2 separate regions of the Mus musculus genome follow, and region 1 is linked to region 2. Evidence: chromatin contacts called from ENCODE Hi-C or POLR2A ChIA-PET data. All regions are on one chromosome and are shown on one strand. Each heading gives the region's core, a stretch centred on a gene start or an enhancer-like site at or near the end of the contact. The rest is flanking DNA. Distances are from core to core; before and after follow the strand shown.

The links. Hi-C counts contacts between places; a loop is a spot of excess contacts on that map. ChIA-PET counts read pairs that join two places held with the same protein, here RNA polymerase II (POLR2A).
Region 1: a loop to region 2 is called in a map of heart, with 2.0 times the contacts of the local background. The contact joins the enhancer-like site here to the promoter of Tead1 in region 2. A Hi-C loop is called at or near these places in 4 of 37 maps with a recorded cell type or tissue (gastrocnemius and heart). POLR2A ChIA-PET finds 5 or more read pairs at or near these places in 5 of 5 experiments (Patski and embryonic stem cell).

Annotation. Positions count from the first base shown.
Region 1 is chr7:112,718,661-112,722,545 of GRCm38, forward strand. The region is part of intron 1 of Tead1 (TEA domain family member 1); the gene reads left to right. Among named protein-coding and RNA genes, the nearest start is that of Tead1, 41 kb to the left of the region's middle. Within about 2 kb of position 1,676, at least 1 of the 3 ENCODE cell types and tissues checked has a DNase peak (open chromatin) inside an H3K27ac peak, as active enhancers do; it is heart, where a contact is called at or near this core.
Region 2 is chr7:112,677,854-112,682,132 of GRCm38, forward strand. It overlaps Tead1 (TEA domain family member 1), which reads left to right and starts at 1,503. Exons shown (of 13, transcript NM_009346.4): 1 at 1,503-1,873.

The sequences.
Region 1 (3,885 bases), core at 426-2,925, 41 kb after region 2:
AAGGCAGTTCTTTTTTTTTTTTTTTTTGAGAGACAGGGTTTCTCTGTATAGCCCTGGCTGTCCTGGAACTCACTTTGTAGACCAGGTTGGCCTCGAACTCAGAAATTCGCCTGCCTCTGCCTCCCGAGCGTTGGGGTTAAAGGCGTGCGCCACCACACCCGGCCTAAAGACAGTTCTAACCCTCTTCTCAGTCACCTTTTCTTCTTCAAGCTTCTTGCTGGGAGTCACACATGTCACTGGGGGCAAAGCTAGGACACAGGCTCCAGGATTAAGTGTGGTCTGTCGACTACCCCCTTCCCGTGCGCCATTGGTGTTGATTCTCCTTTAAATGTGAGCAAAGCAGTTGTCTCTATACCCTACATTTTTTTCCTTATTTCACAAAACAAACAAACAAAAAAACCAAAATAATAACTATCATGACAACAAAAAAAATCTCTAATAACAATAAAGGAAGCAAAACAAAAGAGCAGAAAAAAAAGAGAGCTCTTTTAAAATAACCAGTAGACCCCCACACTGAAGTGCTTTGTCATGTATCTGTAGGCTTGCCACCACAGAGACCGTAAGCAAATGCTTTTCTCATGGCTGTCTTTCTCAGGATGACTTTTGATGGTCTCACCCTGCATCCTACAGACTGACTGAGTTTACTTTCCCAGTTCTTTGTTGTTGGGTATTTAGATGTCTCTCCTCCCCCTCCCCCCCCCCCCGATTTTATGATGTTAATAAATGATACTTTGAGATGCAGACTTACTGTGATTGTAGATTATTTTCTTAGGGTCAGTTTCCAGAAGCAGGATTTGATGAGTTAAAAGACAAAAGAATTTTTTTAGTTCTCAATGGCTACTGACTCCTAAGTTGTTTTCCAGAGGAGTGTCTGGAGCTCCACTGTGCTGCAACATTGTGGCCCACTGCAGATGCTGAGTGTTTTACAAAGGCTTGGGTCAGGGGTGCACGTGTTCAGTTCTTTCTTGGATCGTGGAAAGGTTGCATATGGCTTGACTTATTCTTCTTCTTAAGCTTTTATTTCCTTTGCTTTTTATGGGCAGCTCCTAGCTAGCTAGCTCAGGTCAATTTTTTTTCCCCCTATGTAGAATTTTTTAGATTCCGGGATTTTACAGATAAAATACAAACCAACTAAATTAACAACTGAGCCCAAATGTCCATCTGTATAATAAATACTTTGGACATATTTTATGGTTGGATTAGCTGTTTGTGATCTTAACTTCCTTACAGGTCACGAGTTAATAGGGTGACATTCGGAGAGTTGGGGGTCTTTTCCTCTTCTTTTTAGACTTCTCTTTGTTCTCCCCCCACCCCCCCGCCCCGCTCCCATTTCCTGTCCCCACCCCCATGCACTATGTTTGTGTCTTTGGAGATAAAAACATAAAAGGAATGGTTTTTAGTCACACGCCTTCAACTCTCTCACAACGCAGCTTTCCTAAATGATGTACTATAGACTGAGAAGAGAATCGCGGCATTGTAACAAATAGCCTGTGACTAAAGCAGGAAATCTCAGAGAGGTGTGTTTGAGGGTGTAATCCTAGCTGGTAGTATGGGGGAGTCTGACGTGTTTTTCAAGTTGGTCTTGACTCACCCTGTTCTTTCTGGAATGTTTGCTATCCTCAGTATGACAGCGTCGCCTTGATGACAGGCTCTCTCACTGGGCCATGCATACCAGGGCCCCAGAACTGGTTTGCTTATTTGCCTGGGGAGAACTGTGGAAACACCCCCTGCAAGGGGGGGGGGGCTTGCCACAGCAGCACTCAGCGTCTGACGGGCACTCGGTGACTGGGCTCCAGGCTTGCACTGGGGATGCCAAGGTTAGGTCTGGCCTCACAGTGCCGCCCTCTCCTCCAACCCTCCCTCACTCCTCCCTCACTTAATGGTGGCCGCTCTACCTGGGTGATGCTGGCCGGGTGCTTGCCTGGTGGGAGAATCTAAAGTTGGCAGTGTAGCCGGGTGTGCGGTGGCTCTGTTGCTATTTAATTTGTTAATGAAACACGGAGCCCATCCCCCCTCCTGCACACCTCTCCGCTGTTTGCGATGAGGCACAATTAATTTATTTGTGCTGTCTGTGGAGGCGGATGGCGGCTAATGCAGTGAGGGCTTTTATCTTTACGTTTGTAATGAAGAGGAGCAGGCTGCTGGCAGATTGACAAGGCTTACAGATGACTCACTAGCCGGCTGCAGATGCTTTCTTCTGAAATAATAAAATGTGCACTCGCAAGCCGGGTTCCTGCGTGAAACAGGCAGAGCTGGTTTGGGAAAGTTCATGCAGAAGAAAGAAGAAGAAAAAGGCGGGAAGCTCCCTGTGGGCTGCCTGGCCCGACTGGCTGGACTGGGGCAGGGCTCCTCTTGCCCTTTTTGGAAGGGGAACTCCTAGCCTCCCCTCCCTGCTCACTCTCCAGGTTGGCTCATTTCTGTTGCCGCAGACACCATGCTCACAACCACCTCTCTTGGGGTCCTATCGTGAATCACGTGGTGAGGCCTGCCTAGGAGGCCCCAACGTTTGCAGCCCATTTGCTCTCAGCCTGCAAGTGTATCTGGGGTTCCTCTGGCCTTTGTGTCTCTGGGTCTGGGCTTTGGTGGTGGCCTTGTTTATCATGAGTGACATTCTGTCACCTACTCTGACATAACAGTTACTATAGCAGTTTATCTAATAACTGCTACTTAATTCAGGAAAACTGCATTTTCTAAGTTGGAGGCATGTGGACTAAAATGACTATTCTCTTGACTTTCCAGTTGGGATATTCTGACATTGAAACGTTTTGTGAGTTGGATTTGTTTTATTCCTCATTCTAGAGATGAGGAAATGGAGATGGGTAGAGATTAAAATAATGTGTCTGTAATCACAAGGGAAGGTACTGACCTTGAAAGCCAAATGTCCAAAACTTGACCTTAAGATCTTTCCATGACACTGATATTCTAAGGATGAAATAAAACATTCATAAATGGCTGACCATTGCAGTTTAAGAATTAGATGAGATTATCTATATATCTATATATATTTATGGTATATTTCTATAGTTCTGTAGGCTAGCTGGAAACCACAAGATACTTAAAAGTTACCTTTTAAGCGTACCTGCAGTTCATGTGGTTTAGGCAGGTGGATTGTCCTGTGTTCGAGATCAGCCTGGGCTGGACTACAGACCGTGACCCCTTAGAACCAATGGGTATGGGGGAAAGCTGAAAGTCTGCTATGGGTCTGAGAAATGCATTGTAAAGTATACTTAAGTACTGAATCAGTTGCAGAGGGCCAAGTGTCAGCGTCCAGTTGCACCTGTCTCCTGTGCCAGCAACACAGACATGAACATGTTATCCTAACTGAGCCAGAAGGAGCTATGGGGATCTTACAGATGGAGCGACTCTGAGGATACTATTCACTTATCTAACCCATGCATGCCCACAATAATCAGCTGAGCTCCCACCGGGCTGGGAGACAGGCTTAGGCTGTGAGCAGAACATGCAGGCCTGTCTCCAAGGAACTTGCAGTCAGTGGAGGAGAACACAGTTGAGCAGGCACTGCCATGGCCAGTGACAGGAACAGTAATGAAGAAGTTGGGACATTCGAGTGCTCCTAGTAGGGTAGAGGGACATTGAGAAAGAGGCACCATAAAGGAGTGGCACTGACCAGGAGACTTGAAGGCTTTTGCAAAAAATTAAACATTAGGTTTTTAGATGTAAAAATTTTCTACCTTACAATTCTCAAATTCAGCTAATGTCAGTTGTAAGTAGGCATGGCAAGAAACTGCTGAACCAAGCCACCCTGGACGGCAAAGCAGACCTGCTGAGCTGCCTGGGATAGTGGAGGACAGCATTCCACAGCAGGGGCTCAAGCTGCCTGGTGATGGTGGGAGACCCGAGCAAACACCATCACAAGAATCTGGT
Region 2 (4,279 bases), core at 253-2,752:
CGTGTACACCATGTTTGTGCCTGGTGCTCCTGGAACTGGAGTTACAGACTGTTGAAAGCGACCATGTGGGGAACCTGACAGGAGCCTGGTCCTCTGCAGAGCAGCAAGTGCTTTTAACTGCTTCTGGCGTTTTCTGCCCTCTGTCTTATTCGCTGGTGTTAATGGAAGGCTATCTGGAAAAGAGACATACACCTGCCAGAGTTTTAAAGGGAAAAATCGTCGTGTATTTTCTAATACTCTGCTCGGGTGTGTGAAGTTCTTACTGTCAACCTGTCACATTACTGCATAGTAACTGGAAATAATACACATTTGTACCTGATTGCGGTGGACATCTACACAGGTGAGAAATTATAGAATGTATAGAATTAAAAAAATACACAGTGATGTGTACAAGTTGATCTGGAAAATCTGCTCGAAAATTAATACCCTGGCTGGGATATAATTTTGGTTGACAGGCGTGGGGAAGAGCTGAGTGAAGCGAACAAAGAATGTCTCTGTATTACTTTTTACAACGGCATGGGAGTCTTCAATTCTCTTGACGTATAATTTTAAAAATGCATTAGAGAAAGATATTTCTGCCTTTAAAACGCACTGGTAATCGTTGTTTCCGATCAAACGCGCTCAGTGAGTCCCATTGGCTTTCCTGAGTTATGCACACTCCAGGAATCCTCGGGCACAAAACAGGCGCCATTAGTTTGTTCTGAAGCCAGAGCTGAAAGAAGGAAGTCCCGGTGCGGGAAGGGCCGGCTCCTTTCTGGGAAACTACGGACTGCTACCGGCCCAAACTGCCAGCATGTCTGTCCCAGCCTCCGTTAACTTTACCGGAGTTTCTCAAGTACTGAGGCGCCGTCCACTCCAAAAAGAGTTCAAACCTTTTATGATTGATTCTCACTTTCTCCATAAAGGGACGGCACAAAGCTGCTTTTTGCAGCCAGGCAAGACTTTATTTATTTTATTTAACCGGGTGCAGGATTTCTGTAGACTCAACTCGCAGCACGAGTGAGCTTCACTTCTAGAAAGACAGGGCAGGAGGCGGGCGAGGACTCCGTGACGCTCCAACCCGGAGTTCGCAAAGCCCAGAATTTGCGCGAGCACCCCGAACTTGGGTAAAGCGAAACGGCTAGAGGAGGAGTGGCGGGCTGGGGAAGCCGCCCACTCCGGCCTCAGTTTCCTGAAGAGCAACCTCCCTTCCAGCCTGGGAGCGTCGTTGCCTGTGCAAACCAGGAGGGGGTAAACTGAGGCACAGCAGGCGGAGGGCGCACACCCGGCATTCCTAGTATCCGGCCGCCCCGCCTCGGACCGCACAAAGCCCTGAGCCCCCGCCATCGCGCGCGGCTCGCTCCCCCGTGGGCGCCAAGTCCCGCCCCACGCGTCCCGCCCCACACCATGACGTCACCGCGGCGGCAGGCCCCGCCCCATCCAGGACCCGGCGGCATGACGTCACCGAGGCCCCACCCCTCCGGAGCGAGTTCGGTCCTGGCGTTCATTTCATTCCTGTCCTCATTCCGCACATTCTTCGCATCGCTCGCGCCGCGCCGCGCCGCCCGAGCCGAGCCGAGCCTCCGCGGCCCCGCCGCCCGCCGCGGGCGCCCCCCAGCACTTCGCACACTCGCTTCCAGCTCGCGGGGAGTCCGCGCGCCGGGGCCCGGGCCCGGGGCGGCCGCGGCGGGGCGCAGGCCATGCGCTGACCCCCCAGCGCGCAGCGTCGCCGGAGCGCGGGCAGCTGCCCCGGCGCGCCCTGCCCGTCCCGGGAGCCGGCGAGGCCGGGTTGGGGCTGCCCGGCGCGGGAGTACCGCAGGGAGTACCGGCTGGAGTAACGCGGGGGCGGCGGCCCAGCGCCCCGAAGTTTGCCGCGCCCGCTCGGGCTGCCGTGGTAAGTTGCGCGCGGGGCGGACTCGGGGGCGCGGGCTGTCTAGGCGTCACCGCGATCGGCGCTTTGTGTGCGGCTCCAAGAGGGGAGCGGCCCCGCCGCCCTGCAAGTTGGGCCGCAACCCTGCGCGGCAACAGGCGGCCCCGCTCGCCTTTCTGCGCGCCCCTCTCTCCAGCGTCCCTCTCCCGCGCACCTCGCTCCTTGCCTGGGAAGCGCCGAGTTTGGCGCGATCGCGGGTGGGAGAGCGTTCGGCGCGCAGCTTAGAGCCTGCAGCCCGGTGACTCCCCCGGCGCCCGGCCCCTTCGGGGTCCGCGCCGATCCGGGCTCCTCCTCCCGGGAGATGAAAGAGGGCTCTCTCGCTCTTGCCGCCTCTCCAGAGCTGCCGCCGCCGCCGCCGCCGCTCCAGTGCACATTCAAGTGGAAAATTTTCAGGAGTCAGCAGAAACATTGTGTCCAAAAAAGACTGAGTCGCACTTACCACCAAACCCGGGAGTAGACTCTCCCTGGAAAACTTCCCCTCGGTAGGAAATACTGGGGGATTTGTTTGTTTATTGGAGGAGATACGATCCCCAGGAGGACCCCAAAAAAAATCTGGGGACACTTTTAGCCTTTGTTCGCGAAAGCACCACTTGTTTTCAAAGTCTAGAGGCCCGTTTGAAAGAAAGTTCAACTTCTAGGAGTTTCCTTTTTCTTTTTTAATGCATTTTTTAAAATAATCAAAGCTACATTTTAAGAAGTGGGGCTCACACTTCACTTATCTTCTTCCCGTGAAAATAAAAGCCAGACTAATTTTCCTCGGTCTTAATCGTCTTCCTTTTTAAAGATTTATTTTAAGTTGAATGGTGTCACCCGTATAAAAATATTTATGAAACAATGAAATACCAGCCACCAGCGTTTCTCAGGAGGCTTGTTAAGTTCTTAGAAGCTGTCTGTGATTTACAGAAATGCAAATTGATCTCAGCGCTGGAAACTTACAGACAGATATTCCAGGAATCGGTAGTGTAGAAAGGCCGGGGTTTTAAAATAGCGCCATTTGAAAGGAGCCGAGGTCCTTGGAACAAAAAGGTCTGTAAATACGATCATATTTCAAAATAGTGAATGGAAAATATTTCAATTCCTACAGATAATGCCAAGTAACAGAATCGCAGTCTCCTTTACGCCCTGTGGCCTGGATTCGTTGTTAGTTTAGGTGGTCTGGTGGCTTAGAGTGTGCCGAGTGCCTGCAGGTGGTTCCCCGGGTGGACAGATCCTTCCCGTTAGGGAGACTCGATCTACCCGGAGCCAAGGGGTAGCTTGTCTGTGCAAGCCTGAGCTCTTGGGTGGGGGCTAATCTGCCTTGAGACTGAGGCTGGGAATAGTCCTCAGGCTGTACAGACTGTGCCAGGGGCTTCCGCCTTTCAGCGGAGTCTGCGCTTTTCTGTGAATAGCAGGATCTTTGGGCCCAAGCGCATCTGAATGCTTATAAGGGCCAGACTTAGATCCAACTTTGGTAAGAATCTTTCCTCTTTAGAAGGAAACAGTAGACCCAGTTACAGCACGACTCCGGAAAGACAAATGCGTTTAGCTGAACCTTTGTCAACAGCAAGGTTTTAAATTGATGATTTTAAGGAGGAAAGGCGTATTTTTCTAATCTCAGTATTTCCATAAATGGTCATAAGATATTTTTGTGTACTATTTCTTTGAATGTGTAACTCTGTGTCGGACTCTTAGGTTTCAGGTTTTCAACAGAGTTTGCAATTGCTTTATTTGTTGTTTGTATAAAAAATGAGCTGATAAGCTGTCTCCATTACTGAGTCTTGTTCATGTCCTTAGTAAGCCATTTTATTTTCTGTTTAATGGCAAGTATTGTTTAAATTGAAGATTTAGGGAAATATTAGAATACTTTTTATTTTTTAAAAACAAGTTTGAAACAAAGCCAGAGAGACACTTTGCCTTTATAAAAGAGTTTAAAAAAAAAAAAAAGGGCGGGCGGAGAGAAGAAGGGGAAAAAGAATCATTGTGTGAGTTCCTTCTTCCTGGGGTTCTTTATAAATTCTAGGGAACATTTTGGGGTTATTGGAGGTTTTGTACAAGCAAAGGCCAGGACTGAGCAGGACATGTATATAGTTAGTGACCTTTAATTTGAAGCTGGCAGATAATGTAGCATAGACTGACACAGACTGCACTAACTGAATGAGTAACTCGCTTGTACTGTGGTACGTACAGTGTGTGCTTCCCTTACAGCCCTGTGAAATGGTGCAGGTGGGTCTGCAGGGGTCACCTGGTGGGGAGCTGGCTTCCTGCCCCTCCTGCTTTCTCTCCCTCTCTTTGCTGTATACAGCTGGGATTATATGTTCACATAGTTGCTTTGGATTCTGGCATCTTCTGATTTGGGAAGAAGACAGAAAACTAAGAAAAAGATTATTATTA